3 separate regions of the Homo sapiens genome follow, and regions 2 and 3 are each linked to region 1. A link is a contact called in ENCODE Hi-C data. All regions are on one chromosome and are shown on one strand. The core of a region is the stretch at or near the end of the contact, and the rest is flanking DNA. Distances in the headings are between cores, read along the strand shown. Region 1 overlaps LOC105373175 (a long non-coding RNA gene). Region 2 has its middle 47 kb from the start of MIR3937. Region 3 overlaps LOC124905177 (a long non-coding RNA gene).

What was found. Hi-C counts contacts between places; a loop is a spot of excess contacts on that map. Pooled maps may share reads with other maps.
Region 2: a loop to region 1 is called in a pooled map, with 6 times the contacts of the local background. The contact joins two enhancer-like sites. A Hi-C loop is called at or near these places in 3 of 37 single-sample maps with no recorded cell type and 7 of 50 pooled maps.
Region 3: a loop to region 1 is called in a map with no recorded cell type, with 7 times the contacts of the local background. The contact joins two enhancer-like sites. A Hi-C loop is called at or near these places in 8 of 37 single-sample maps with no recorded cell type and 5 of 50 pooled maps.

What each region holds. Positions count from the first base shown.
Region 1 is chrX:39,195,003-39,198,933 of GRCh38, reverse strand. The region is part of intron 2 of LOC105373175 (a long non-coding RNA gene); the gene reads left to right. Among named protein-coding and RNA genes, the nearest start is that of LINC01281, 130 kb to the left of the region's middle. Within about 2 kb of position 2,198, at least 4 of the 41 ENCODE cell types and tissues checked have a DNase peak (open chromatin) inside an H3K27ac peak, as active enhancers do.
Region 2 is chrX:39,611,788-39,615,718 of GRCh38, reverse strand. No RefSeq gene overlaps it. Among named protein-coding and RNA genes, the nearest start is that of MIR3937, 47 kb to the left of the region's middle. RefSeq lists an enhancer at 949-1,148. Within about 2 kb of position 2,143, at least 5 of the 41 ENCODE cell types and tissues checked have a DNase peak (open chromatin) inside an H3K27ac peak, as active enhancers do.
Region 3 is chrX:38,878,527-38,882,457 of GRCh38, reverse strand. The region is part of intron 1 of LOC124905177 (a long non-coding RNA gene); the gene reads right to left. Among named protein-coding and RNA genes, the nearest start is that of MID1IP1-AS1, 77 kb to the right of the region's middle. RefSeq lists an enhancer at 2,614-2,663. Within about 2 kb of position 1,802, at least 9 of the 41 ENCODE cell types and tissues checked have a DNase peak (open chromatin) inside an H3K27ac peak, as active enhancers do.

The DNA of each region.
Region 1 (3,931 bases), core at 949-3,448:
ATGATTTCCAATTTCATCCATGTCCCTACAAAGGACATGAGCTCATCATTTTTTATGGCTGCATAGTATTCCATGGTGTATATGTGCCACATTTTCTTAATCCAGTCTATCATTGTTGGACATTTGGGTTGGTTCCAAGTCTTTGCTATAGTGAATAGTGCCGCAATAAACATACGTGTGCATGTGTCTTTATAGCAGCATGATTTATAGTCCTCTGGGTATATACCCAGTAATGGGATGGCTGGGTCAAATGGTATTTCTAGTTCTAGATCCCTGAGGAATCGCCACACTGACTTCCACAAGGGTTGAACTAGTTTACAGTCCCACCAACAGTGTAAAAGTGTTCCTATTTCTCCACAGAGGATGTGTTTTCAAGTTCACTCACATGGACCTCTTTAGTGGGTTGTCTCATGACATGGTAGCTGGCCACCTCCAGAGCCAACAACACAACAGAGTATGAGAGAAAGCACCCAGAACCGAAGCCATGGTCTTTTTATAACCTAATCTTGCAAGAGACATCTCATCACTTCTGCCATAATCTATCCATTACAAGTGAGTCACTAGGTCCAGCCTATACTCAAAGAGGAGACTATTTCACAAGGGCAGGGATGAATACTACGAGGCAGGGATCTTGGGAACAAGACTCTTAGAGACTGCCTGCTACACCTTCCTAGCTCAGATTAATATCCAGTTATAACTTTCTGAGTGCATATTTCTCATAAGCACTCTGTATTTTGGGTGCCCTTTGGTCTCTTCCTTATGTTTCTGGAGTACTAGCTGATCGAATAGAGGATACCTAAGCCAATACCTTTCTAAGAAGTACATATAATGACTGGGGAACAAACTTCTGTCATCTAGATTACAACTTCCCTGAAAGCAGGAACTATCGTTATACTTCACAATCCTATGAACATCATGGATAGTTAATAAAGATTCTATTGTTGGCTGAATGGATTTGTATGATACAGTAAAAAGAGCTCTGACCTGAATCTCCAGCACTCAAGTTGTAGATATGGCTCAGGGTTTGACTATTTTGATGTTGGGTGAATCAGGACTTTGTAGAGCCTCAGTTTTCTCCCATTAAAACAAGGAGATTAGACCAAATATTTAAGGCATACAGTAATATGGTCTAAATAATTCCTCCTCATTTAAATTTCCTTTGGGGAAGTATATCAGACACTTCTAGAGACCTTCATCACCCCCTTGGCCCACCTCCAGTTTCAGCCTCAGCTGCAATGGGCAGACTTACCTTAAGCCAAGCGTCTGTCTTCTTTCTGCCCCTGAACCTTCATTACTTATGTGAAAGTTTGCCCAGGTCATGTGCTTGTGTAGCTCAGAAATGGGAGAAAGTTAACATCCTCAGGGACAATCCTCACCAGGGTCAGACAGTGGCTAGTGAATAAATGCCCCAACCTCCTGCCCTTCCAGTGGACAATTCTACAAGGCATTCTATATGCTTTCCTGGGAAATCAGTCCCTGTTGCCCTCCATTATATTGATATTTGTTCCTACTGTGTCTTAATCCCTTCTTTTTTCTCCATTCATTCACTTTACTTCTTCACTGGGATTACCTTTGAAATAAGCTACCTTCACCCAGGACTTTGTGTCATGCTTTGCTTTCAAAAGAACCCAAACTGAGAAGAGAAACCATTTCTTTCTCCATCCAGCCTCTGCCATGAAGGCTAAACCATGAGGAAGCTTGGATCAGGAAGACAGTATATATGGCATGAGTGAAGCTTCAACTAGACCAGAAAATCCTGCTCCTTCTAGCTCTGTCTGGATGAAAGTTTCAGAGAGGGGAGTTGTCTAATTGGAGTGAAGGAAAAGCCAATGGCAGAAGTGCAGTCATTTTACTCTCTGTCTGGGACTCCAGGAGGAGCCAGCCTAGCGCTGTGTACCCGCAGTAACCTCAAGTAGCTACTGGTGAGGCAGAGAGCAAGTCGAGTTAGCATTCCTGAGCTATCCTGGGCTCCATTTGGCACACAAAAGATGCCAGAAATGCTCAAAGGCCCCTAGGGGAACAGAGATGTTGGCAAGACACAGGCAGAAGAGCTCAAAAAAGGAAAAAATTCTAGAGTCAAGTGAGTGGATTGGGCCACCTGAATGGGAGATTGAATAGAGGTCATGACCATGTCTCAGGGGACATTCAATAGCAGCAAGGGCTGAGTACGGACTGAGTCAGCAAAGAGGAAACCACAGGTTCACTAACCACAGACTTCAGCAGTTGTCAGCGTTGTGGGACATCTGTTGTGGTGGAGACATGAAGCGCCCAGGAATTGGAATGATAACACTGATAGATCCCCTTCCTCCACCACCAGAAGGATGTAGCATGTTCCCACCCCATATCCAGGTACCATCTTGGAGAGGATCAAGTAAAGGAAAGCAAACTGGAGAGAGAGACTGCTCTGGTTTGAATATTTGTCCCCTTCAAACCTCATGCTGAAACTTGATCCTCAGTGTTGGAGGTGGCGCCTAATGGGAGGTGTTGGATGGGGGTGGATCCCTCGTGAATGGCTTGGTGCCATTCTGGAAAGAGTGAGTGAGTTCTAACTATTAATTCCCTTGAGAGCTGTTTGTTAAAAGAGCTCAGCGTCTCCTTCCTCACTCTCTTGCTTTCTGTTTCACCATGTGATCTCTGAACCCATCAGCTCCCCTTTGCCTTCCACCATGAGTGGAGGCAGCTTGAGGCTCTCACCAGATACCTGATCTTGAACTTTTCCAGACATCGGAATTGTGAGCCAAATAAAAACTTTTTGTCTTTATAAATTACCCAGTGGTAGGTATTCCTTTATAGCAACACGAAACGTACTAAGACAGGGACAATTTAAAGTCAAGGAGACTGAATTTCCAAAAGAGAGTTTAAATTATTGCAGTGGACCAGGTTTACCAGATCAGAACCAAGTTTTGTACCTACTTCCAGTTCTGTGGGGTCCACTTTGTGTGTGTGAGTGCATGACTATCTGCTTTAGAAAATTTTCTTGACCATGTGATTGGAGTGTGGAGAAATATTTAAACTCCTCCTGGGTGCTGGTTGGACAGAGAGTAGGAGGGGCTCAACCACAGATAGAGGGTCTCTCAGCTGGAGCAGCTTTCCATGCTCAAGCCAAGCTCATTTGGACTGTAAATGCTACATCAGCTGCAGATCCACCTCCAAATGTCTGGTTTTACCTAGGAGGCAGAAGTCAGGGGTCTTAACACACTCAGCAAGAACTGTGGAGGGAGGATGGGAGTAGGGAGGATGGCAGCATCTGCCCCTTTCATCTCCTTGGGCAGTCTCGATTTCCCTGCCCCCATCTCAGAATATCAAGGCTCTCTGCGTCCCCCTGTCTTTCCTGGCCTCCTCTGGGACACCTTCTCTACCAAGACAGTTGCTGAGGGTTCCCCAGGGCAGGTCGAAGCATGATTTGCTTTTCAAGCTCTGCCCACTTATTGATCTCCTGTCTGAGAAATGTCAGCAGCAGCCGGGAGCTCTCCCTGCTAAGGCACTTAGCTTGGAAGCCTGTGGTATCTGCCTGCATAAACCCTCCTGCCTCCTGCCTGTCTGGCTTTAGAACTATCCCCACCCCCACCTTGGGCAAAGTCTTCTAAGACGTGATGGCAAGAATCAAACAGCAACGTGCTCTGAACACTGGGATGGGAACCAGATTTAAATTGGGCAAAAGCCGTAAGCTCAGAGCCAGTGCATTTCACTTCCTGCCATCCCTCCCCCTCTCAGCATCTTGTCGCGAGCAGGTAGGGAAGGAAATCTTCCAGAGAAGGCTGGCCAGGGGCAGGTGCTTGGCCCAGGAGTCAGAAAGTGGGGCGCTGATCCAGAAGCTGGGCGGATAAAGGCAACCCATTATTTCAACTGCCATCCCCTGGCCCTGCACCCCCACCTCCATGCAATTTAAATGCAGGATTGTGAGGAGGGGAGGGGAAGAGAAAGAGACTGT
Region 2 (3,931 bases), core at 894-3,393, 420 kb before region 1:
CTGCAAATCGTCTCAAAACCTTTATACAAGAGGATGCAGAGGAAAATAAATAAATGAATGAATAAAAATACTGATGCGACTATCTCTATTGTAACAGTCTGTGGGAACATCACTGGAATCCTAGTAGATTATCCAGTCTTTTAATTGCTCTGCCAGCTTGGGGCAACCAGAAATTTGATAGGTGTGTGTCTTTTTTTTTTTTTTTTTTTTTTTTTTTTTTTTTTTTTGGGGACAGGGTCTCACTCTGCCACCCAGGCTGGAGTGCAGTGGCACAATCTCAGCTCACTGCAGCCTCTGCCTCCCGGGTTCAAGAGAGATTCTTGTGCCTCAGCCTCCCGAGTAGCTGGGACTATAGGCGTGCGTCACCATGCCCAGCTAATTTTTATATTTTTAGTAGAGATTGGTTTTCACCATGTTGGCCAGGCTGGTCTCGAACTCCTGACCTCAAGTGATCCGCCTGCCTCGGCCTCCCAAACTGTTGGAATTACGGGCAGAGCCACCACGCCCAGCTAGGTGTTTGTCTTACATTGGTCCATCTGCCCCTTGCAAAAAAATGTTGAACAGGACTGAAGAAAGAGCCATAGAGGGGTGTCTGGAAGTGTGTCACCTACTTCAGATTTGGAAAGTATCTCTCCTGCTTTGGAGCTGTAACTCAAGTTTCCTTCCCTCACCACCACCACCTGGTTCCAGCAGCGCTGACAGTAAGTGAGGGCAAGAGGGTGTCAGATGGGGGCCTAGAAAGGCCCTTATGCCAAATCCATGTCATTTCTTTTTGGATTACTTGCTCTTTAACACTCTCAGGACTTCTTCTCTCCTCCCCTAGTGCAGAAAATGGAGAGCGAGCTGGTTCTTGGGCACAGACAGGAGCTGATCTGGGCCCAAGAGGATTGCAGTCACCCTGGCTCCACGGGTGCACTCTCTGCCAGGCATGTCCTCTTGGGTATGGATGTAGGATGCCAGGGCACACTTTTTATGACCACGTGCTTTCTCTTTCTTCCTGCATTAGAATTTTTTTCACCACGTCAGCCTGCTTATTAAGAAACTCCCAGGTGCTTTTTACCTCGGCTCCACGCCTGCCCTCAAGCTCTGGCCTCTGCTGTTTTGTGGTCTACCCTGTGTGCGTGCCAAAATGTGTTGGTTGAGTCTCAGAAAACACGCGGGAGGAGGAGCCAAAGGTCACAGCATGCAACCTACCCAACTTTCCTGGGAGTGTGGGTGGCACCCACTTAACCCCATCTCTTCTCTTTCCACCCCTCCCCCTGGGCAAACTGAGCTGTCCCCTGCCTGTGTTTACTCCCAATTTCAACGACCTCTCCGCTAACTCACTCCATATGTTAATTTCTCTGTCTTCCACTCCAGCGGTAAACCTCAGGGTTAACCCTCCGCTCCCCCTTCCAAATCCGGGACTGGACTTTCCCTCCTCTTTCCTCCCTTTCCTTGTCTGAGATCAGAGTTCTTAACCTTTTCTCTGCCGTGGACCCCTGCGTCGCGCTTCTCAAACTTTAACGTAAATAGGGAATTACCCCAGGATTCATTAAAATGCAGATGCTGATTCAGTAGGTCTAGGCGGGCCCGAGATTTGCATTTCTAACAAGCTCCCAGGTGATGCTGCTGGTCCGTAGACCACATTTTTAGTAGCAAGGTCTCAGAGGCTTTCAAACCTGTGTGTGTGTGTTTGGCGGGGGGGAGCGGGGGGGCGGGAGGCTGCCCGCACCGCCTCCCCCGTCTCCCCAAGCACCAGGAAAAATCTGTGGGCACATTTGATGCATAAACAGACTCCGGCGGCTGCAGAGCATCACAGGTGCGCGTCCTGCCGGCCCTAGCCCCGCCGCAATTCATCAGCTCCCAAAGAATGCTTCTTTATAATCAGGAAATAGGAACCGACTCTCCCCGAGCGGGGAGCGCAGCCTGCACTCCTCCCACCTTTCCGGGCCGCTGCGCAAGGGGCGGACTTCAGGCGGGGCGGCTTCATAAACCAGAAAAAAAGAGACGAAACAATTAAACCTAGCGAGCCGGGATTGCTCCAAGGAACAGGATTTCAAAGGCAGAGGAGTCTGGCTCGTTTCCAGGCAGTGGGATCAGCCAAAGGGCGCGGGCTGCCCTCCCTCAGCGTGACAGGTGCGCCCCGGGCAGGCACTGGCCTCCCGGCTTGCCCTCTGCCCATCGCCCCCCGCGTTAGTGAAGAATGACTCAGGTTGGTAGGATAATCGACCCCTGCTAGCCCCGTGCAGTAGGAAAACACAGAGAAAAGCCACATTCCTTGTAGTCCAGCCGTGGAGCTGTGCTTGCTTTAGAATCACACCTTCCAGAGATGTTCTAGAATCTGGCTTTTCCAACTGCGTATATCTTTTTCTTCCTCTCTTTCTCTCTTTCTTCCTCCCCTCCCCTCCCATCCAACCTCCCTCCCTCCCTCCCTCCCTTCCTTCCTTCCTTCCTTCCTTCCTTCCTCAGTGAGGTCCTTACCTTTTACCTAAATAGTTATTTTGCTCATTGAATCTAGAGCTGGACACTGGATATTTACAAACTCAAACAAATAAATGCTATTACCTCCCAATTTCCGGTTTAATACAGACAATAACCACAGCATGAAATTTGTAAAGTATTTTAAAAGGAAAAAAAATTGTCTTACTCCGACTGTGGTCCCTGGACCAACTGCATCATCACCTGGGATATTCTCTGGCCCCAGCTTAGACCTCCTGACTGAGACACTCTGGGGAGTGGGACGTGGGACCCCACCACTCTGGTTTTTTTTTTTTTTTTTTAGACAGAGTCTTGCTCTGTCGCCCAGGCTGGAGTGCAGTGGCACGATCTCAGCTCACTGCAACCTCTGCCTCCCAGGTTCAAGCGATTCTCCTGCCTCAGCCTCCCAAGTAGCTGGGATTACAGGCATGCACCACCATGCCCAGCTAATTTTTGTATTTTTAGTAGAGGCAGGGTTTTGCCATGTTGGCTAGGGTGGTCTCCAACTCCTGACCTCAGGTGACCCACCTGCCTCAGCCTCCCCAAGTGCTGGGATTACAGGCGTGAGCCACCGCACCTGGCCGCCATTCTGTTTTAACAAGCCCTCTGGGCTGAAGTTTGAGAAGCAGCTCTCTAGAGAAATGCAGAGCCCATACTCAAGGTTTGTGTCGTGTACAAGAAAGAGAGTTGGAGAGCAAAGGGGAATTCACGTGCTCTGGCTCCTGGGATGGGGGAAGGGTGGACACTGGTCTAGGAGAGGCAATAAAGTTCTGACAGCACATGCCTCAGACGAGCCCAGGCCACTGCAAGTGAATAGAGGCTGCGCTGGAGAGGCTCTAGTGCTCCACTGTGTAACCCACCCGCCCACACTAACTGCCAGGAAACAGGATTGTCTACTTTGTGCTAATAAGCTGCCTCGGTTCTTCTAACATACCGAACGTGATAAGAGCATGGAGGGATGAAATATCTGGAGTAGTTAAGTAATCAAGGCAGGAATAATTAGGTAGACTAAACCCCAACAGAAATAATCCATCTTTTGGAAAGAAATGACATTTTGAAAAATTTAGAAATCTTCATCAAGCTATTATGCTGCTGAAATATATAAGCACTTTGCATTATGTTTTCTTTCCTGCAACACGCAACACATACGAGAGTAATTAAGGGATTTCACTCTGTCCTGAGCACTTCATCTCAATGATGGTGGCGCTGGACACTGGGGACTAATATAAATAACTCATCAATTATCTTTCCTAAATAAATTGTCTATTGGTTTAAAGAGCATATTATTTTGTATCCAGGTATTTTAGAGAGTTTTGCTAAATGTTGCAAGCTTTTAGGATGTTTTATTGTTGCATAAACAGGGGAAGCAAAACGGGTCCCATTTCAAAAGTTTTCATGGACCCAGAGGGTTCCTTCTCTTTCCTCTCTTGCTACTTCATCAGTTGATATTTGTGATTAACCTGCTCCATGA
Region 3 (3,931 bases), core at 553-3,052, 320 kb after region 1:
TATAATACCTAATACAGTGTAAATGTTATCTCAGTATGTTGACCAGGCTGGTCTCAAACTACTGGCCTCAAATAATCCTCCCACCTCAGTTTCCCAAAGCAATTGATACACTGTATTGGTTTTTAAAATTTGTATTATTTTTACATTTGTATTGTTATTTTAAAAAATATTTTCTATCCAAGTTTGGTTGAATCCGCAGATATGGAACTATGGATGTGGACGGTTGATTGTACATATATCCTGAGACCGTTGAGAGAATTAAATAAGATAATGAGGACAAGTGCTAAGTACAGTGCACAACACACACAATATGGTTACTACTCCTACTCCTGCTATCACTATCATTACTGTTGCTCTTGCTGCTGCTGTGCTACTGTATTACATTACCTATCTGGCCTATGCTGCCTCCATTTAGCTCAAATCCTGAACTGTTGACTGCGCTAGCTTCATGCAATGCTATTTAAAGGGCCAAATCCACCAGCCATAAAAAGAAATGAGGAAGTTATGGCTGATAGTGAAGCACAGGCCTCAGGAGTCAGGTCCCATGGGTTTTGTTTTGACCACTGAGTCACGTAGTGACCAACAATCACACGAACATTGGCCAGCTCTCCTGTTGTTCATCAAGGTTAAAGACATAAACAAGCCCTCCTGCTTTGCACATGAAAATTCACCGCTTGCTTGAAAACCTCCTTGGGGAAAAGGTTTAGAAAACACAATTAACAATTTTTCTTGATGGAATCATTTTCTTCTTCCATCAGGGTTTTCTTTTAAATTCTAACCTACCCAGGTGATCTTCAGGTATATCTGAGCAGAGCAGCCCAGGGAGGATAGAAGAAAGGGATGATGCCCTTGATGCAGAATGCAAAAATGTTACTACAGATATTCATCGCTTAAGGGTGGGAATACACTCTAAGAAATGCACATTAGGCGATTTTGTCATTGTGTGAACATCATAGAGTTTACATACACAAACCTAGATGGTATAGCCTACTCCATCATATCACTCCATTATAATTTTATGGGACCACCATTGTATATGCAATCTGTCATCGACTGAAATGTCATGATGTGGCACATGGCTATACCTGAAGAATCAAAAATGAGTCTGTCCAGTTGGTATGTCCTGGAGGTGTTCAGATGTTTGTCAAACGAATGTGTGAATGAACTGGCAGGCATCTGTGCAGTCATTCATTGCATGCAAAGCACTGGAGTCCAAAAATTAATTTTTTAACCTTTTTGGTTTTGGCCTTCTGATGAACCCACAAAGTTTCATGTGTGTCAGAAGTAGCAGTCCCTATGCTAAAAATCTTCCCAACTTCTCTCCTGGTAGTAGTAAGCAATATGCTAGAGCTCCCAGTTCCTACTGGATTTGGCCCTTTATAATACTTATCACAATTACAATTATTTGTTTTGTGGCTAATTTCCTTGATAGGTCCAGCATGGAGCACAGAAACTGACACATAGAGGATAGTTACTGAATACCAGCTGAATGAATGAATGAGCAAACTACTTACTATCTAACAAACCAATGCTTGAAAATGGTACATGTTGCAGATTTCAGCTTAGTGCCACTGTACATTCTAGTTTCCTTTCCCAGATTTTACCTCCCAGGTAGGCTGATGTGCACCTCTCCCACTTTGTTGAATTGAAATTAAGAAATGTGTATGTTAGTGTGAGTCTGGCTTTTTCATGTAGTACTTTAAAACTCCCAGCCCCACTAGTGCTGGGGTGTTCACCGGCTCTCCCAGCATTCCCTAGGTGCAGAGACAGGGAAGTAAGTGGCTTCCTATTTGTCTACAGAGTGACTCAGCTTGCTTTAATGTTGCCTTGTTCAGTGCAAGTGGAGAGCTGGATACTGAGAGAGTCACGGCCAGCAGAAATACCTTCTAGAAATCAAACATGCATCTAGCAGAGCTCACTGGCTTCATCTCCCAAAGAGAGGGGCAGATTATATAAATGCTGATTAAGTCATGAGCTCTTGGTGTGGTGACATTTCACTGCCAAGCAAACAGACTAAGGAGCCAGTGAGCCTCCAATAAATGACGATGTATTTTGTACATTTCTTTTCACTTCCCTCATAGGAATAGAGATGGTCAGAAGGCAGAGAAAAACTTAGATTAAAAGTAGTGGTCTAGAAAGGTAAGTATCCCAAGAAGCAGGGCTAAGGGAGGGGCCGCTTGAGTGGAAGGAACATGATGACAAGGGGAGCCTTAATGCTTTAAGCTTATACGGAGGCAACTGCTGTTGGAGGAGCAGGTACATTCACGAGCTCATCACTCATCTGCAGGTACAGACTTCTCGGGCTCGTGAGCACATGTGGACATTCCTGCTCCTGAAAAAGAATGCCCAGGAAGCTATGTGCCTTACCTCTGAAAGACTTGCTTTATCATTGGCCTTACAGTTCTTCTGATGTCACTACAATAAAAACCTGGCTATGAAAAATAAACAGTGTTGTTGCCCCGCCCAGATCCCCTTTTTGGCAGGTGCACCCAGCTTCCAGCTGCTGTGAGCTGTTGACTGCTAAGAGCTTACAGCTGCAGCCTTCTCTGGAGGATTGTCCTCAACTAACAGGAACTGAGTCCCCAGTCCAAAGTGCCCCAGCCCCAGCATCTCATAGCCAATGACTGACTGACATAACAGTATAAAAAGTCAACCCCCTTGCTTCATGGTAAGATAACTCTGGTGTCATTTATGCCCCAAGAACCACCCTGGAATCAGGTTAAAGCTGGGCTCCAGCTCAACCACATCCTTAGCTCCTCCCTATGCCCTGTCCTGCTTCCTGCCTTCCCCCTCCTGAGAATACTCTTTCAACTGAACTTGAACAAAACAGTTTATTCTTCTGACTTTTGATGGGCATTTGGGTAGTTTCCAGTTTCTTTTACAGTTATAGCTAATGCTGCTTTAAACATTTCTTTCCGTGTGCCTATGTACCCATTTTTGTTGGGTATATTCCTAGGAATGAAATTGCTAGGTCATAGATTTGTATATATCCCACTTTAATGAATGCTGCCAAACAGTTCTTCAAAGTGGGTGCACCAATTCACACTTCTATTAGTTTCAGCGTAGGTATATGTACCCAATGTATGACTCTGTGGCATCACAGGAACTGCTTCTAGGGTTCAAGACTTAAGATAGGCATTACAGCTAACACTCACATAGTACTTACCACATGACAGGCATTCTTCCAAGAGCTACACATGTATTAATCCATTTAGTCCTCACAAATCTACCTCTATGACATAGATGTTACTATTCTCTCTGCTTGGCAGCTGAGGCAACTGAAGCAGAGATTTCAAGTAATTTGCCTAAAGTCACATGGTAAGTGATGGAGCCACGATTTGAATCCAGGCAGTCCCACCCTTAACTATAATTCTTACTGATTCTCATAACTCTCTTTTAATACCTGCTTATGTTCTTTTTCAGAAGGGAAGTTTAACTCTCACTTATTCCTTCCACAAGCATTAACATCCAGGGAATTAGAGACATTTTAAGACTATAATTCCAAAAAACAAAGCTCAATGACTAGAATGGTTTCTTCTACTTGCACTTCCCCCAATCCCAGCCAGCATTATGTAAAGATCAGTTTTGTACTTGAGCAGATGCTAAGCGGTCTGCACTTCTGTGGCTACAGAAAGTACTTAAGAGAAAGTAGGAAAGACAGTTCCAGAGAACAGCCTTTTTCAAGTGAAATCCTGCCAAGGCATACTCAGATATTCACAGTGGCGGTGGCTGAAAGTTACCCAAGATAGAGGCATAGGGGAGGACGATACAACAGCAAAATAATGAAGCCCAGAGCTCTTGTGCACTGCCAGTGGGAGTGTGAATTGGTGCCACCACTTTGGAGAACTGTTTGGCAGCATCTACTAAAGTGGGATATACACAAACCCATGACCCAGCAATTTCTCTCCTAGGAATATACCCAACAGAAATG